2 separate regions of the Homo sapiens genome follow, and region 2 is linked to region 1. A link is a loop called in an ENCODE intact Hi-C map of the cell type or tissue named here. Cell type or tissue: CD14-positive monocyte. All regions are shown on one strand.

The links. Peaks named below come from ENCODE experiments on the same cell type or tissue, not always from the same donor. Only the 100,000 strongest peaks of a DNase experiment are listed, where the experiment ranks them.
Region 2: a loop joins it to region 1, with 2.3 times the contacts of the local background. A loop is called at or near these places in 28 of 110 quality-filtered maps.

What each region holds. Positions count from the first base shown.
Region 1 is chr20:36,551,960-36,559,959 of GRCh38, forward strand. All of the region lies in intron 2 of DLGAP4-AS1 (DLGAP4 antisense RNA 1), which reads right to left. Among named protein-coding and RNA genes, the nearest start is that of MYL9, 14 kb to the left of the region's middle. In CD14-positive monocyte, CTCF peaks have their summits at 4,762 (motif pointing right) and 4,964; a DNase peak (open chromatin) is centred at 4,732.
Region 2 is chr20:36,749,821-36,757,820 of GRCh38, forward strand. It overlaps DSN1 (DSN1 component of MIS12 kinetochore complex), which reads right to left. Exons shown (of 11, transcript NM_001145315.2): 9 at 5,862-6,009; 10 at 4,943-5,030; 11 at 1,975-3,077. The coding sequence ends at 2,968. Among named protein-coding and RNA genes, the nearest start is that of NDRG3, 7.7 kb to the left of the region's middle. In CD14-positive monocyte, CTCF peaks have their summits at 4,947 (motif pointing left) and 5,149; DNase peaks (open chromatin) are centred at 4,951 and 6,881; H3K4me3 peaks cover 1,141 bases; H3K27ac peaks cover 2,210 bases.

The DNA.
Region 1 (8,000 bases):
AAAATTTTCTATTTTTTCCTAGTATTTGTCTAGCTTTTTCAGACTGGGTCTTTCTGTTGCTCAGGCTGGAGTGCAGTGGTGTGATCATAGGTCCCTGCAGCCTAGAACTCCTGGGCTCAAGCAATTCTCCCACCTCAGCCTCCTGAGCAGCTGCTACTACAGACCTGTGCCACCACGCCTGACTAATTTTTTATTTTTTGTAGAGAGAGGATCTTGCTATGTTGCCCAGGCTGGTGTCAAACTCCTGGGCTCAAGCAATCCTCCCACCTTGGCCTCTCAAAGTGGTGAGATTACAAGTGTGAACCACCACACCTGGCCTTAATTTTTTAATTTTTGTGGTTTTTCTCTTTTGAGACAGAGTTTCACTCTTGTTGCCCATGCTGGAGTGCAATGGCACGATCTCAGCTCACGGCAACCTCCCAGGTTCAAGCGATTCTCCTGCCTCAGCCTCCCGAGTAGCTGGGATCACAGGCAGCCGCCACCACGCCTGGATAACTTTTTGTATTTTTAGTAGAGAGGGGGTTTCACTATGTTGGCCAGGCTGGTCTCGAACTCCTGACATCAGGTGATCCACCTGCCTTGGCCTCCCAAAGTGCTAGGATTACAGGCATGTGCCACTGCACCTAGCCAATTTTTAAATTTTTGGTAGAGATGGGGTCTCGCTTTGTTGCCTGGGCTGGCCTCAAACTCTTGGCCTCAAGTGATCCTTCTGCCTCAGCCTCCCAAGTAGCTAAGACTACAAACACATACCACCACACCTGACAGAGTCCTTTTTTTAAATTCCTCCAAAGGCTAGCACTTTTAAAACATTAGAAATTCCATTTATTTTCTGAAAATTTTTGTGTTTCCTTATCTTTCTGGCAGCCTCATTAGACCTTATAATAGAATCAAAATGAATCTTAAACTTTTTTTTTTGAGACTCAGTTTCACTCTGTCACCCAGAATGGAGTACAGTGGTGTGATCTCAGTTCACTGCAACCTCCGCCTCCCAAGTTCAAGTGATTCTCCTGCCTCAGCTCCCCAAGTAGCTGGGATTACAGGCACGCACCACCATGTTCAGCTAATTTTGTATTTTTAGTAGAGCTGGGGTTTCACCATGTTGGTCAGGCTGGCCTTGAACTCCTGACCTCAGGTGATCTACCCACCTCTGCCTCCCAAAGTGCTTGGGATTACAGGCGTGAGCCACAGCAACCGGCCTAGATCTTAAAATTTAAGAGACATTATAATTTAATTTGATATACTATGGTGGTAGAAAAACATTTCAAACTCATATAGATACAGAAACTTGGAAGCTTCAGTTCTACAGTCTTTCATACATCAAGTTAAACCAAAAAACACAAAAACTCACTGATCCACATCTCAATGGGCTTTCTCCTTTCAGTGTTTCCTTAAGTGACTTGAGATCACAAACATGCAAAATAACGACCAAAAAAACCTAACAAATCAGGTTTCCTGTCATCTCTCTCTAGATAAAAAACAGACCCCCACCGTCCTGATGGAGATAAACTAAGAGATCATAAAATCATTGTTGCCAGCTATGAGAAACAGCTTGGTCAAGAGCCAGAAACAAAACAGAGAATCAGGCCAGCCTCAGTGGCCCACGCCTGTAATCCCAGCACTTTGGGAGGCCGAGGCAGGCAGATCACACGAGGTCAGGAGTTCGAGGCTAGCCTGGCCAACATGGTGAAACCTCATCTCCACTAAACATACAAAAATTAGCCAGGTGTGGTGGGGCACACCTGTAGTCCCAGCTACTCAGGAGGCTGAGGCAGGAGAATCACTTGAACCCGGGAGGTGGAGACTACAGTGAGCTGAGATCGTGCCACTGCACTCCAGCCTGGGCAACAGAGTGAGATGCCGTCTCAAAAAAAGAAAAGAGGCTGGGGCGGGAGGATCGCTGGAAACCAGAAGTTCAAGGCTACACTGAGCTATGATTGCACCACTGCACACCAGCCTGGGTGACAGAGGGAGACTCTGTCTCTAAAAGTATATAAATAAATAAATAAACAAAAAAGGAAAGATAGACAGATGGGGGAAAACACCAGAGTCCGTGAAAGTATTTTGTTGTTGTTGTTGTTGTTGTTCTTTTTTGAGACAAAGTCTCGCTCTGTCACCCAGGCTGGAGTGCAGTGGTGCGATCTCGGCTCACTGCAATGTCCACCTCCTGGGTTCAAACGATTCTCCTGCCTCAGCCTCCAGACTAGCTGGGATTATAGGCACACACCACCACACCCACCTAACTTTTATATTTTTAGTAGAGACTGGGTTTCACCATGTTGGCCAGGCTGGTCTCGAACTTCTGACCTCAGGTGATCTACCCACCTCGTCCTCCCAAAGTGCTGAGATTACAGGTGTGAGCCACCACACCTGGCCTTACTGTATTGTTTTTTGGTGGTATTGTTATTTTTATTGGTTTTTTCTTTTTTTGTGATGGAGTTTCGCTCTTGCTGCCCAGGCAGGAGTGCAATGGCGAAATCTCGGCTCACTACAACCTCCGCCTCCTGGGTTTAAGCGATTCTCCTGCCTCAGCCTCCTGAGTAGCTGGGATTACAGGCATGCACCACCATGCCTGGCTAATTTTGTATTTTAAGTAGAGACGGGGTTTTACCATGTTGATCAGACTGGTCTCAAACTCCCAACCTCAGGTGATCTGCCTGCCTCGGTCTCCCAAAGTGCTGGGATTACAGGCATGAGCCACTGCGCCGCTCATTTTTTTTTTTTTCTGTAGAGGCAGTCTCCCTATGTTGCCCAGACTAGTCTCAAATTCCTGGGCTCAAGTGATCCTCCTGCCTCATGATATTTTCTATCTGAAGTTGGTTGAATCCATGGATGCAGAACCTGCAGATATGAAGGGACAACTGCAGTCAGAAAGAAAAGCAAATTAAAAATAAGAAGCCACTTTATGCCCATCAGATTGTCAAAATTTGGAGAGAGGGATGATACCATTGGAAAAGATGCAGAGAATCCTAAGGCGATGAGAGGACAGACTGGCGCACCAGTGCAGGACAGCAACCACGCAGCACCTGTGAGCAAGCAAATCCCTTCTGATGCAGCAACTCCACACTTGGAAACGTATACCAGAGGAATTGTGCATAGGCCCAGAAGGGGCAGGAACAGTTCACTGAGGCAGCACTGACAGTAACAGGGAACTGGAGGGGACCTACTTATCTATCAAGAGGAAAATCAGTAAGTGAAACGTGATGAATGCATACTGTGGATACCATGCAGGACTCAATGTCCATACCTCAACAGGGCTGCATATCAAAAGCAATATGAGGGAGAAAAGACATGGGATGAGAGTATCGCCCAAGAACTTCAGTGTAATTTTAAAACATGCAGACTTAACCACTGCAGAATTGCCCAGGGGACTCTTCATACATAGCCAAGGACCCATTCAAAACCCTCAAGAGTGGATTCCTAGGGTGAGGTGGGGCTTAGAGGTAGTGCCTGGGGACATATTGATGGCCTTGTGTCCTGAATGCAGTGTGTCATATGCAAGTGAGGAGGACAAGGAAGAGATGGGGCCACGCTGACTGGGAAGAGAGAAAGAGTGAAGCTTATATAAGATAGTACCTGAAATTAACAGGGTCCTACCTGATGAATAAACCTCAATAAGGACAAGCATGGATGGAGAAAGGACACAAGAACTGATTGAGGTCTATCTGGAATTCAGGAGGAACCCTGGTCATTACCTTTAACTGATGAAAAAACAAAGCCAATCGCCCAGGCGCAGGGGCTCATGCCTGTACTCCCAGCACTTTGGGAGGCCGAGGTGGGCAGATCACCTAAGGTCGGGAGTTCGAGACCAGCCTGACCAACATGGAGAAACCCTGTCTCTACTAAAAATACAAAATTAGCCGGGCGTGGTGGTGCATGCCTGTAATCCCAGCTACTGGGGAGGCTGAGGCAGGAGAATCACTTGATCCTGGAAGGCAAAGGTTGCAGTGAGCAGAGATCGCGCCACTGCACTCCAGCCTGGGCAACAGAGCGAAACTCTATCTTAAAAAAAGAACAAAGCCAAACTGAAGGAGGAACTTTGCCCGTGGTCTCTGGGCTAGAGAATGGGGCAAGGTAAGGAGAAGGATGTGGAGCCAGATGGGACGCGCCGCAAATACCCAGAGATCTTTTTTTTGAGACAGGGTCTATCTTTGTCACCCAGAATGGAGTACAATGGTGCGATCATGGCTCACTGCAGCCTTGACACCCTGGGCTCAAGCAATCCTCCTGCCTCAGCCCCCACAAGTAACTGTGACTACATGTGTGCGCCACCACACCTGGCTAATTCTTGTATTTTTTGTAGACACGGGGTTTCATCATGTTGCCCAGGCTGGCATACAATATTTTTAATCATTCTGTGCACAATACAAAGTTTTGACTGTGACCCGTCACACATGGTGAATTATGGAATATTCCACTCGTGGCGTCATGTTGGTGCTCAAAACGTTTCAAATTTTGGAGAATTTCAGACTTTGGATTTTCAGATCAGGGATGCTCAACATGTATATAGTAACAAAACACACAGGATTTGCTGGCAACTGAAGCCCCATTCAATAAATATAATGGTGTAAAAGCAAATACGAGAACTGCACCCAAGCAAATAACAGCAACTAAAAAGCAAGCCACAGTGCAAAAAATATACTGAGGGAATTCCTACCCAGCACCTGCAGCAAAAGTCAACAAAATCTGGCACAAAGCCACAAAACCCATTCCTGCCGGATATGATGTTGCCACACTTCACCACTAGGGGACGACGAAGGTCACCCAGCGAATTTGGGCCGCGATGCTCAGAATTCCTGGCCCCGTCTGCTTTCCCAGACAACGGATGGCCTCTTTGGCACCTGTAAGGTCCCCCAAACTGCAAGATGCTAGAAAGCAATCTCAAGGGACCAGCAGCCCCAGGCCTATGAAGCCCTCAAGAGCCTAACTCGTTCTCTTCCATCCACAATATGGGCATGTTATATTGGGGTGCCCAAGGGCCCCACTTTGCACCATTCTCTTCCATCCACAATATGGGCATGTTATAAGATGGTAAGGAAGGCTGGCCATGGTGGCTCACACCTGTAATCCCAGCACTTTGGGAAGCTGGGGTGGGCGGATCACTTGAGGTCATGAGTTCCAGACCAACTTGGCCAACATGGTGAAATCCCGTCTCTACTAAAAATACAAAAATTAGCTGGGCATGGTGGCAGGCTCCTGTAATCCCAGCTACTAGGGAGGCTGAGACAAGAGAATCACTTGAACCTGGGAGGCAGAGGTTGCAGTGAGTGGAGTGCCCGGGCAACAGAGCAAGACTCAGTCTCAAAAAAAAAGGCCAGGCGCGGTGGTGCATGTCTGTAATCCCAGCACTTTGGGAGGCTGAGGCGGGTGGATCACCTAAGGTCAGGAGTTCAAGGTCAGCCTGACTAACATGGTGAAACCCCATCTCTACTAAATACAAAAAATTAGCCAGGTGTGGTGGCCTATGCCTGTAATCCCAGCTAATTGGGATGCTGAGGCAGGAGAATCGCTTGAACCCGGGAGGTGGAGGTTGCAGTGAGCCGAGACCACGCCATTGCACTGGACAACAAAAGCAAAACTCCGTCTCAAAAAAAAAAAGACGGCAGGGAAGCTGCAGAATAGGCCAGGCAAGGCGGCTCACAGCTGCAATGCCAGCAGTTTGGGAGACCAAGGTAGGCGGATCACTTGAGCACAGGAGTTCAAGACCAGTCTGGGCAACATGGCAACACCCCATCTCTACAAAAAATACAAAAATTAATCTGACATGAAGGTGCATGCCTGTAGTCCCAGCTACTAAGGAGGCTAAAGTGGGAGGATCATCTGAGTCTGGGAGGTCCAGGCTGCAGTGAGCTGAGATTGTGCCACTGCAGTCCAACCTGGGTGACAGAGCGAGACTGTGTCTCCAAAAAACAACAAAAACAAAAATTAAAATTAAAATTAAATTGCAGAAGGCATTTTTTAGAAAGGGGGAAAAGGGTAAGTGAGTCTTATGCCAGCAAACTGGATATCATCCCCACTTAACAGATGAGGAAATAGAGGCTCAAAGAGGCAATGCAACCTATCCAGGCTCAATCATACCGCTAGGGAACATCAGAACCAGATTCAAAGACAGGTGGGTCAGATCGTTGTCACTGGGACACTGTACCCCCAGCCCCAGTCATATCTGTGAGAAGAGACAAACAGATAAGGAGAGTATCTGAGGGAGGGAGGGAATATAAAGAAATGACTTCCTCCCGCAGAGACCCTTCATGCCTTCCCCAAGTGGTCCACGAGGGCCGTCCCAGTTCTCCGAGCCACAACACTTAAGGATGGGTGTCAGGCCTTCACTTGGCTCCCCTTCCTAGCAGGACCCCCAGAGCTACGGAGTCAGTTTATTCATTCGGCAAGGGCTCTAAGTCTCATTCAGACATTTCTACCTTCAGTTCTCAAGTGTGACTTGATTTTCTCCCCATGTCGGCCCCTACCTTCACCCAACCCCTCTTCAAACTCTGGAAAGCTCTAAGCCAGAATCCTACTCAAGTCACCAGACTTGTCATACTGTTCCCACTGGGCCCAGAACCCCTTGATCTGAGCTTTAAACTTTATTTACATGGAGCACTGTGATTTTCACTTTTTTTTTTTTCTAAATAAAGATGGAGTCTTGCCACGTTGCCGGGGCTGGTCTCAAACTCCTAGCCTCAAGTGATCTTCCGACCTCAGCCTCCTGAGTTCCTGGGATTACAGGCAGCCACCACCGTGCTCAGCTGTGATAGTCTTTTTTAAAAAATTGAAGCATGGGCTGGGCGCGGTGGCTCACGCCTGTAATCCCAGCACTTTGGTAGGCCAAGGCAGGCAATCCCTTAAGCTCAGGAGTTCAAGACAAGCCTGGGCAACATGGTAAAACTCTACTCTCCAAAAAAAAACAATAACAGGCTGGGCGCGGTGGCTCACGCCTGTAATCCTAGCACTTTGGGAGGCCGAGGCGGGTGGATAATGAGCTCAGGAGATCAAGACCATCCCGGCTAACACAGTGAAACCCTGTCTCTACTAAAAATACAAAAAATTAGCCGGGCGTGGTGACGAGCGCCTGTAGTCCCAGCTACTCGGGAGGCTGAGGCAGGAGAATGGCATGAACCTGGGAGGTGGAGCTTGCAGTGAGCCGAGATCACGCCACTGCACTCCAGCCTGGGCAACAGAGAAAGACTCCGTCTCAAAAAAAAAAAAAGACAAAACTTGAAGCATAATTCATGTATGGAAAAATGCATAAATTTCAAGCATGTAACTACATGACCTGCAATGGCCTCTTAATTGGCCTTCCTGACCCTCTCCTCCACCCTCCACAGGGCCATTTCGGGTTGCGCGTTCCAAGGCCGTCTGACCACATCACTACCCCGGCCAAAAACCTCCAATATTTCTCCTGCTCTAAGGATGGAGACCCTCAGAAACAGAATCATAAGTACTCCTCACCTTTGAGAACGAAAAATGAGGCTGGGCGTGGTGGCTCACACTTGGGAGGCCAAGGCGGGCAGATCATTTGGGGTCAGGAGTTGGAGACCAGCCTAGCCAATATGGTGAAACCCCATCTCTACTAAAAATACAAAAATTAGCCGAGCATGCTGGCGCGTGTCTGTAATCCCAGCTACTCGGGAGGCTGAGACAGGACAATCACTTGAACCCGGGAGGCAGAGGTGGCAATGAGCCAAAATCGCACCACTGCACCCCAGCCTGGATGACAGAGCAAGACCCCGTCTCAAAAAAAAAAAAAAAAAAAAAAAAAAGCCTGGCATGTTAGTGCATGCCTGTAGTCCCAGCTACTTGGGAGGCTGAGGCAGAATTCCTTGAGCCTGGGAGGTTGAGGCTATAGTGAGCGGGGATCGCGCCACTGAACTCCAGCCTGGGCAACAGAGACTCTGTGTCAAAACTAAAAATAATTTTTTAAAAACAAGAAAACCTGGCCGGCCACAGTGGCTTACACCTGTAATCCCAGCACTTTGGGAGGCTGAGGCAGGCAGATCACCTGAGGT
Region 2 (8,000 bases), 200 kb after region 1:
GAATAAGAAACATTTTATTTTGGCTGAGCACAGTGGCTCACACTTGTAATCTCAGCATTTTGGGAGGCTGAGGTGGGTGTATATCTTGAGTCCAGTTTGAGACCAGCCTGGGCAACATGGAGAAACCGCATTCCTACGAAAGTACAGAAGTTAGGCCAGGCACGGTGGCTCACGCCTGTAATCCCAGCACTTTGGGAGGCTAAGTTGGGTGGATCACCTAAGGTCAGGAGTTCAAGACCAGCCTGGCCAACATGGTGAAACCCCATCTCTACTAAAAATACAAAAATTAGCCAGGTGTGGTGGTGCATGTGTGGAATCCCAGCTACTCGCAAGGCTGAGGCAGAAGAATCACTTAAATCCGGGAGGCAGAGGTTGCAGTGAGCCAAAATGGCACCACTGCACTCCAGCCTGGGCAACAGAGGGAGACTCTGTCTCAAACAAAACAAAACAAAAATTAGTCAGATGTGGTGGTGCACACCTGTAGTCCCAGCTGTTTGGGAGGCTGAGGTGGAAGAATTGCTTGAGCTCAGGAGGTTGAGGGTCCAGTGAGCCATGAGCATGCCATGGCACTACTGCCTGGATTTATTTATTTATTTAGCTTGTTTTTGAGCCAGGGTCTTGCTGTTGTCTAGGCTGGAGTGCATAGGCACAATCATAGCTCGCTGCAGCCTTGAACTCCTGAGCTCAAGGGATCTTCCCGCCTCAGCCTCCTGAGTAGCTGGGACTACAGGCATGAGGACTACAGGCACACACCATCAAATTTTAAAAAATTTTTAAATTTTTTGTAGGGACAGGGGTCTCACCATCTTGCCTAGGCTGATCTTGAACTCCTAGCCCCAAGTGATCTTTCCACTTCAGCCTCCCAAAATGCTGGATTACAGGTGTGAGCCACCATGCCTGGCCAGAATAAGAAACGTAAGTAATAAATTAGATGGTGGGTTTTTTTGTGTGTGTGTGGCTTTTTTTTTTTTTTTTTTTTTAATTTTGAGATAGGGTCTCACTCTGTTGCTCAGGCTGGAATGTAGTTCTGTGATCATGTCTTGCTGCAGCCTTGGCCTTCCGGGCTCAATTGATCCTCTCACTTCAGCCTCCCAAGTAGCTGGAAATACAGGTATGCACCACCACTCTCAGCTAATTTTTGTATTTTTTGTAGACAGAGTTTTGGCATGCTGCCCATGGCTGGCCTCAAACTTCTGGGCTCAAGCGACCACTCACCTCAGCCTCCTGAAGTGCCTGGCCTAGTTGGTGTTCTACTGATAATTAATGCAGAGGTATATCTCAACACTACTGTTCACTTCAGCATCTTGGCAAAGAATCCTATTTTCTGTTAAACCCTCCTAGTTTTTTTGGTTTTTTTTTTTTGAGATGGAGTCTCGCCTTTTCGCCCGGGAAAAAGCACTGCCCAGGAGTGCAGTGGCACTATCTCAGCTCACCACAAGCTCTGCCTCCCGGGTTCAAGTGATTCTCCTGCCTAAGGCTCCCAAATAGCTGGGATTACAGGTGTGTGCCACCATACCCGGCTATTTTTTTATAGATATGGGTTACCATGTTGGCGAGGGTGGTCTCGAACTCCTGACCTCAAGTGATTCACCTACCTCGGCCTCCCAAAGTGCTGGGATTACAGGTGTGAGCCACCATGCCCAGCCCTCCCTCTTTTTTTTTTTTGAGACAGTCTCACTCTGTCGCCCAGGCTGGAGTACAAGGGCACGATCTCGGCTCACTGCAACCTCCGCCTCCCGGGTTCAAGCAATTCTCCTGCCTCACCCTCCTATCTGGAACTACAAGTGCACACCGCCACGCCCGGCTAATTTTTTGTATTTTTAGTAGAGACAGGGTTTCACCATGTTTCCCAAGCTGGTCGTGAACTCCTGAGCTCAGGCAATCTGCCCGCCTTGGCCTCCCAAAGTGCTGGGATTATAGGTGTGAGCCACCGCACCCGGCACTCCCTTTTTGTTTATACACTCAAAACATAGATGAAGACAAGGGAAAGCTTTTAATTATGTGCAATTTTATAATACAGATTATAAACAAATAGAACAATGAATAGTAGTACTTACTCCTTTCTTGTCATGAATCCAGGATTTAGGTCAACTCAATATGAAAAACTGAAGCACACTACAGACAACAGGACATAGAGAATGAGTGGTATTTCCTTCAAATTGAACATCTTGTGAAGTGACATATGTATCCCAATGATGCAAATAATGCTCAAAACTTTTTTTTTCATTTTTTTACAATTTTTAATTTTTTTTAAGACAGTGTCTCACTCTGTCGCTCAGGCTGGAGTGCAGTGGCGCAATTAGAACTCACTGCAGCCTCAACCTCCTGGGCTCAAACAATCCTCCCACCTCAGCCTTCTGAGTAGCTAGCACTACAGGCACACGCCACCACACCCAGCTAACTTTTTGTATTTTTTGTAGACAGGGTTTCACCTTATTTCTCAGGCTGGTCTTCAACTTCTGGGCTCAAGCAATCCACCCGCCTCAGTCACCCAAAATGCTAGGATTACAGGCGTGAGCCATTGCGCCCAGCCTCAAAACTCTTCTACCTAAAATCACCTTCAGAGCCATGCTAGAAAATTAGTATCATTCCTTTACAATCGGAATCCAACTTGGCCACTAAAATGTTTCCTTAGACTTGGTCCTAAATGATTTTTGGATTGTTTCAAAACCTGAAAAACACCTTCACAGGATAAAGATAAAAGAATGGGCCACTGGATCTGAAGATCATTTCAAAAAAGAAGTTTGAACTTTCAAGCATTTTGCACATTCCTGGGAAAATTGTCTATACAATATTCATTTGGATGTACAAATTCCATCACTTTTTGAAAAAAGTCAAAGTGTTCTACAGTCAGTCCTGCCAGTTATCTTCAAAGGCAACGAGCAGAAATCACGCAGTCACCACGTGCTGGGGCACTCTTCCCATTCCTCTCCTCTTGGGCACCTTGTGGCAGAAACTCTCATAAAGTCACTGACAAGATCCAGATCCAGATCCATGTATGGCAGGTGGGTTCTGTAGCTGAAGCTTCAACAGTTTTCGAGCTGGTGAGGGATCTAATTGTTGCATGCTTCTCTTTCCTGCAGAGAAAAGAGGCCAAAAAATAAATTTCAATTGAAATAACGTAACATTTATTGAAAACTTAATGTAGGGACATTGTGACACACATGGAAGGGCATTACAAAGACAAATAAGAGAGTCTCTGGCCTCAAGGAGATGACAATTTGGTAAGAATGCCAGCCACAGCTGGGCATGGTGGCTCACGCCTGTAATCCCAGCACTTTGGGAGACCAAGGCGGGACGATTCCTTGAGCCCAGGAGTTTGAGACTAGCCTGGGCAACACAGTAAGACCTTGTCTCTACAAAAAAAAAAAAAACAATTAGCCTAGCATGGTCCTAGCACGATCCTCCAACTACATGGGAGGCAAGAGGATCACCTGGGAGCCCAGAAAGTTGAGGCTGCAATGAGTCATGACTGCGCCCCTGTATTCCACCCTGGGCAACAGAGCAAGACCCTGTCTAAAAAAAAAAAAAAAAAGGGTGGCTCATGCCTGTAATCCCTGTAATCCCAACACTTTGGAAAGCCAACATGGGCAGATCACTTGCGGTCAGAAGTTCAAGACCAGCCTGACCAACATGGTGAAACCCCATCTCTACTAAAAATACAAAAATTAGCCAGGCATGGTGGCACATGCCTGTAATCCCAGCTACTCAGGCAGCTGAGGTGGGAGAATATCTTGAACTCCAGAGGCAGAGGTTGCAGTGAGCCAAGATCATGCCACTGCACTCTAGCCTGGGCAACAGAGCGAGACTGTCTCAAAAAAAAAAAAAAAAAAGAAAAAGAAAGAAAGAAAGAAAGCCAGCCACCACTACAATCACAATACAATGTGATCAATAAGAAGATGGAGGCTGGGAGCAGTGGCTCATGCCTGTAATCCCAGCACTTTGGGAGGCCAAGGCAGGTGGATCACCTGAAGTCAGGAGTTCGAGACCAGCCTGACCAACATGGAGAAACCCCGTCTCTACTAAAAATATAAAATTAGCCGGGCATGGTGGAGCATGCCTGTAATCCCAGCTACTCGGGAGGCTGAGGCAGAAGAATCCCTTGAACCCGGGAAGCAGAGGTTGCAGTGAGCCGAGATCGCACCATTGCACTCTAGCCTGGGCAACAAGAGTGAAACTCCGTCTCAAAAAAAAAAACAAACAAAAAAACCCAAAAAAACAAGATGGTCAGGTGCAGTGGCTCACACTTGTAATCCCAGCACTTTGGGAGGCTGAGGCAGGATGATCACTTGAGCCCAGGAGTTGAAGACCAGCCTGGACAAACAGGGGGACCCCATCTCTACAAAAAAATTAAAAATTTAGCTGGGTGTGGTGGTGGTGGTGCATGCTTTTAGTCCCAGCTACTCTGGGAGCCTGAGGTGAAAGGACTGCTTGAGCCTATCAGGTTGAGGCTGCAGTGAGCTGTGCAGTCATTGTGCCATTCACTCCAACCTGGATGACAAAGCGAGAGACTTTGCCCCCCCAGCCCAAAAAAAAAGTAGAAGAAGAAAGAAAATGAAGGTATGTATAGCCAATAATTTAGGGCTGGAAGGAGGTCAGGAAAAGCTAGGGAGGAGTAATGTCAGTGTCACTTAGTGAATTCTTGAGAAATGAAGAGGGAAAAAGCAATGGGTGGGTATTTCTTAAGTCTTGGATTTACCAAAACAACAACATATTTCATGGGGATTTAATTCTCAGTCTACTGTGCTTCTGTAGAATTTACATCTAGAAATTTCCTATCAACTCTGAGTACCCATAACATACTATTTATTGTGGGGAGAAAAACAAATCACCTCATATAGGTCTTACCCTCTTGGACCATAGGCTTTGAAGGGCAGTTTGTATCCCAAAGGCTATCATGGAAAACAGCCTGAACTCTGGTCCCCTCAAGAGACAAGCTTACCGAGCTGTACTGACACCTTCTGGAAGCACTGGGTACTTTCATCCATAAAGGCCTGCAGCTGTTTCACTGATCCTTGCAGTTCATCCATCTGTAGAAAAAAGACAGCTGTGAGCTGTAAAGGTCCATGGCTTCTTGGATGTTCCTCAAACCTGACAAGCAAGCTCTTGCTCAGGAGCTCTGGGCTTGCTGTTCTTTCAGCCTGGAATGCTTATGCCAGATAATTCTGTTTGTTCCTCCAAAGTCACACCACATTCTTCTCCAGGCTGCTCTATGCTCCAGGAGGCTGACCCATGTAACCTCTACCAACAGGATGCCTAAGTGGGAAGGAGCTGAACGAGTCATCTTGAGTTGGCTCAACTCAGCTAACCATGTGACTTTCTCCCATTAGATGCCACAGTAACTGCTACTCCCTCCTCCCTTTGAGTCCTAGGAGGAGTAAGAGCTCTACTGCCTATAAGCCCCAGGTTACTCCACTAACCCTTGTGGTTCTCCAATACCCATACCTTTCTATTTAGCCTTTCTGAAAATAAACTCTCCTTGAATTGTCCTTTCAAATGCCATCTGCTTGCTATTAATACCTGGTTTGACACAACACTACTCCCTCAAACGTCCTCATGGCTCATTTCCTTCAAGTCTGTTGAAATGGCACCTCAGAGGAGCCTTCAATAACCTTGCTATATAAAATAGCAACCCACCAACCTCCCTATACTGTCTGTCTCTCTTACCCTGCTTCATCAGCATTTACCACTATATATTCATTTGTTTATTATTTTTTAATTGTCTCTCCATGTTTTCCTAAGGTAGAGTTGAATATACATATTCAACTTACACTTATACATTTCTCCAGGTCTTTTAATTTCCAAGGATTACAAGGTGGCAAAGCTGGATAACTCAACTAAATAAACATGAGCCCACTTACCACCAACTCCATACAGTCAAAGACTTTGCTCTGGTTCTGTAATATTTTCTGGTAGTCAGGTTTTGTATTAAGAACTTCATTCTGAGAAGACCCAAGATATGTCATAGGTTCCACTTTGACCTCAGTAATTTTGGCCTCAGTTGATCCTCTAAAAACAAAACACAAGAGCTTTTGAGAGATTCTGTAATTATTTTCTGGAAGAGATACCAAAGATTATCCTATAAAGCTGAATCAGTATTCCTCCACTCTACGCTAGCTATAGGCTCACTTCTTAACAGAAAGGTTTTTTTTTGTTTGTTTGTTTGTTTTTGAGATGGAGTCTCACTCTGTTGCCCAGGATGGAGTGCAGTGGTGCGGTCTCAGGTCTCGGCTCACTGCAACCTCTGCCTCCCGGGTTCAAGCAATTTTCCTGCCTCAGCCTCCTGAGTAGCTGGGATTTCAGGCACCTGCCACCATGCCCAGCTAATTTTTTGTATTTTTAGTAGAGACGAGGTTTCACCATGTTGGCCAGGCTGGTCTCGAACTCCTGAACTTGTGATCTGCCCGCTTCGGCCTCCCAAAGTGCTGGAATTACAGGCGTGAGCCACCGCGCCTGGCCTTAACAAGAAGTTCTGAAACAATTGTCTAGTATTCATGTCTTTATACCTCCGGACTCCAGGAAATGCTGGAAGCTTCCAGTCAGTTGAATCCACTTAATAGTAAGGTCCATATACCAGAAGGACTATACTTGGGAGAGAGTGAAGCCAAAGCTTACTATCCTAAAGTCAGTGTCTATAATTGTTTACCAAAACATGCTGGCCTACTTCAATTATCTAAAATAACTGAACAGGACTGAGAGTTCATGAAAACTGATGAACAACAACTTTAATAACAACAACTACTACAATTTACTGAGTGCTAAGTATATGCCAGATATTACTGGGCACTTTACATTTAACCTAATTTGACACAATAACCCAATGAGGAAGGTACTAATATCATCCCCATTTTCAAATGAGGAACCTCAGGCTCATTCAAGACTAAGTGACTTGCCCAAGGTCACAAAACTAAGGAACAGTTAGAGTCTGAACAGACAGTCTGCTTCCAGAACCATTCCTCTTAACCTACAAGCTTTGCCACAAAAGATTTTATCTGAAACTAGCATCTTACACATTATCTATCTTCATAAATACAGTATGTAAGGGGTGAATAAAGTAACTGATAACCATCATTACCTGGATTGGGGAAATTTTTCAAACCATGCTCCTCAAAGCCCCTCTCTACTGAGAGGCCACTTTTGTAATTAGGGTTTTGACTAACATTTTGTAGTTGGGATTCTAGCTGATTCTATCTCAAAAAAAAGCTTAAAACCATGGTTTAAATGTTCAACTAAATCAAAATCTAGCATTTTCTGGCCAGGTGCTGTGGCTTACACCTGTAATCTCAACACATTGGGAGGCCAAGATGGGCAGATCACTTGAGGCCAGGAGTTCACGACCAGCCTGGCCAACATGGCAAAACCCTGTCTCTACTAAAAATACAAAAATTAGTGGGGTGTGGTGGAGCATGCCTGTAATCCCAGCTACTCGGGAGGCTGAGGCAGGAGAATCGCCTGAACTAGGGAGTTGGAGGCTGCAGTGAGCCGAGATCGTGCCACTGCATTCCAGCCTGGGCGACAGAGCAAAAAAACAAACAAAAAAACAACAAAAAAACACCCAGCCCAGCCTGGCCAACATGGTGAAATCCTGTCTCTACTAAAAATACAAAAATTAGCCACGCATCATGGCAGACACCTGTAGTCCCAGCTACTCAGGAGGCTGAGGCAGGAAAATTGCTTGAACCCGGGAGGCAGAGTGAGCTCAGATGGCGCCATGCACTCCAGCCTTGGCAACAGAGCGAGAGTCTGTCTCCAAAACAAAACAAAACAAAACAAAACAACACCTAGCACTTTCCTACTTTTCCTCTACCTTCAAGACCCAAAGATCCTCTCTTTCCTCAATCTTCCTCATCACCCACTTTCATGTCTTTCTGTCTCCAAGAAGGCCCTGGCCAAGGGCATCCCCCAAACCTGCAGCTCATAGGCCATGTGCTCACTGAAGCCCCTTGGTTACTGTTCTTGGCCCAACCCCAGGCTGCCAGATACAATGCAGAGATGTGTCT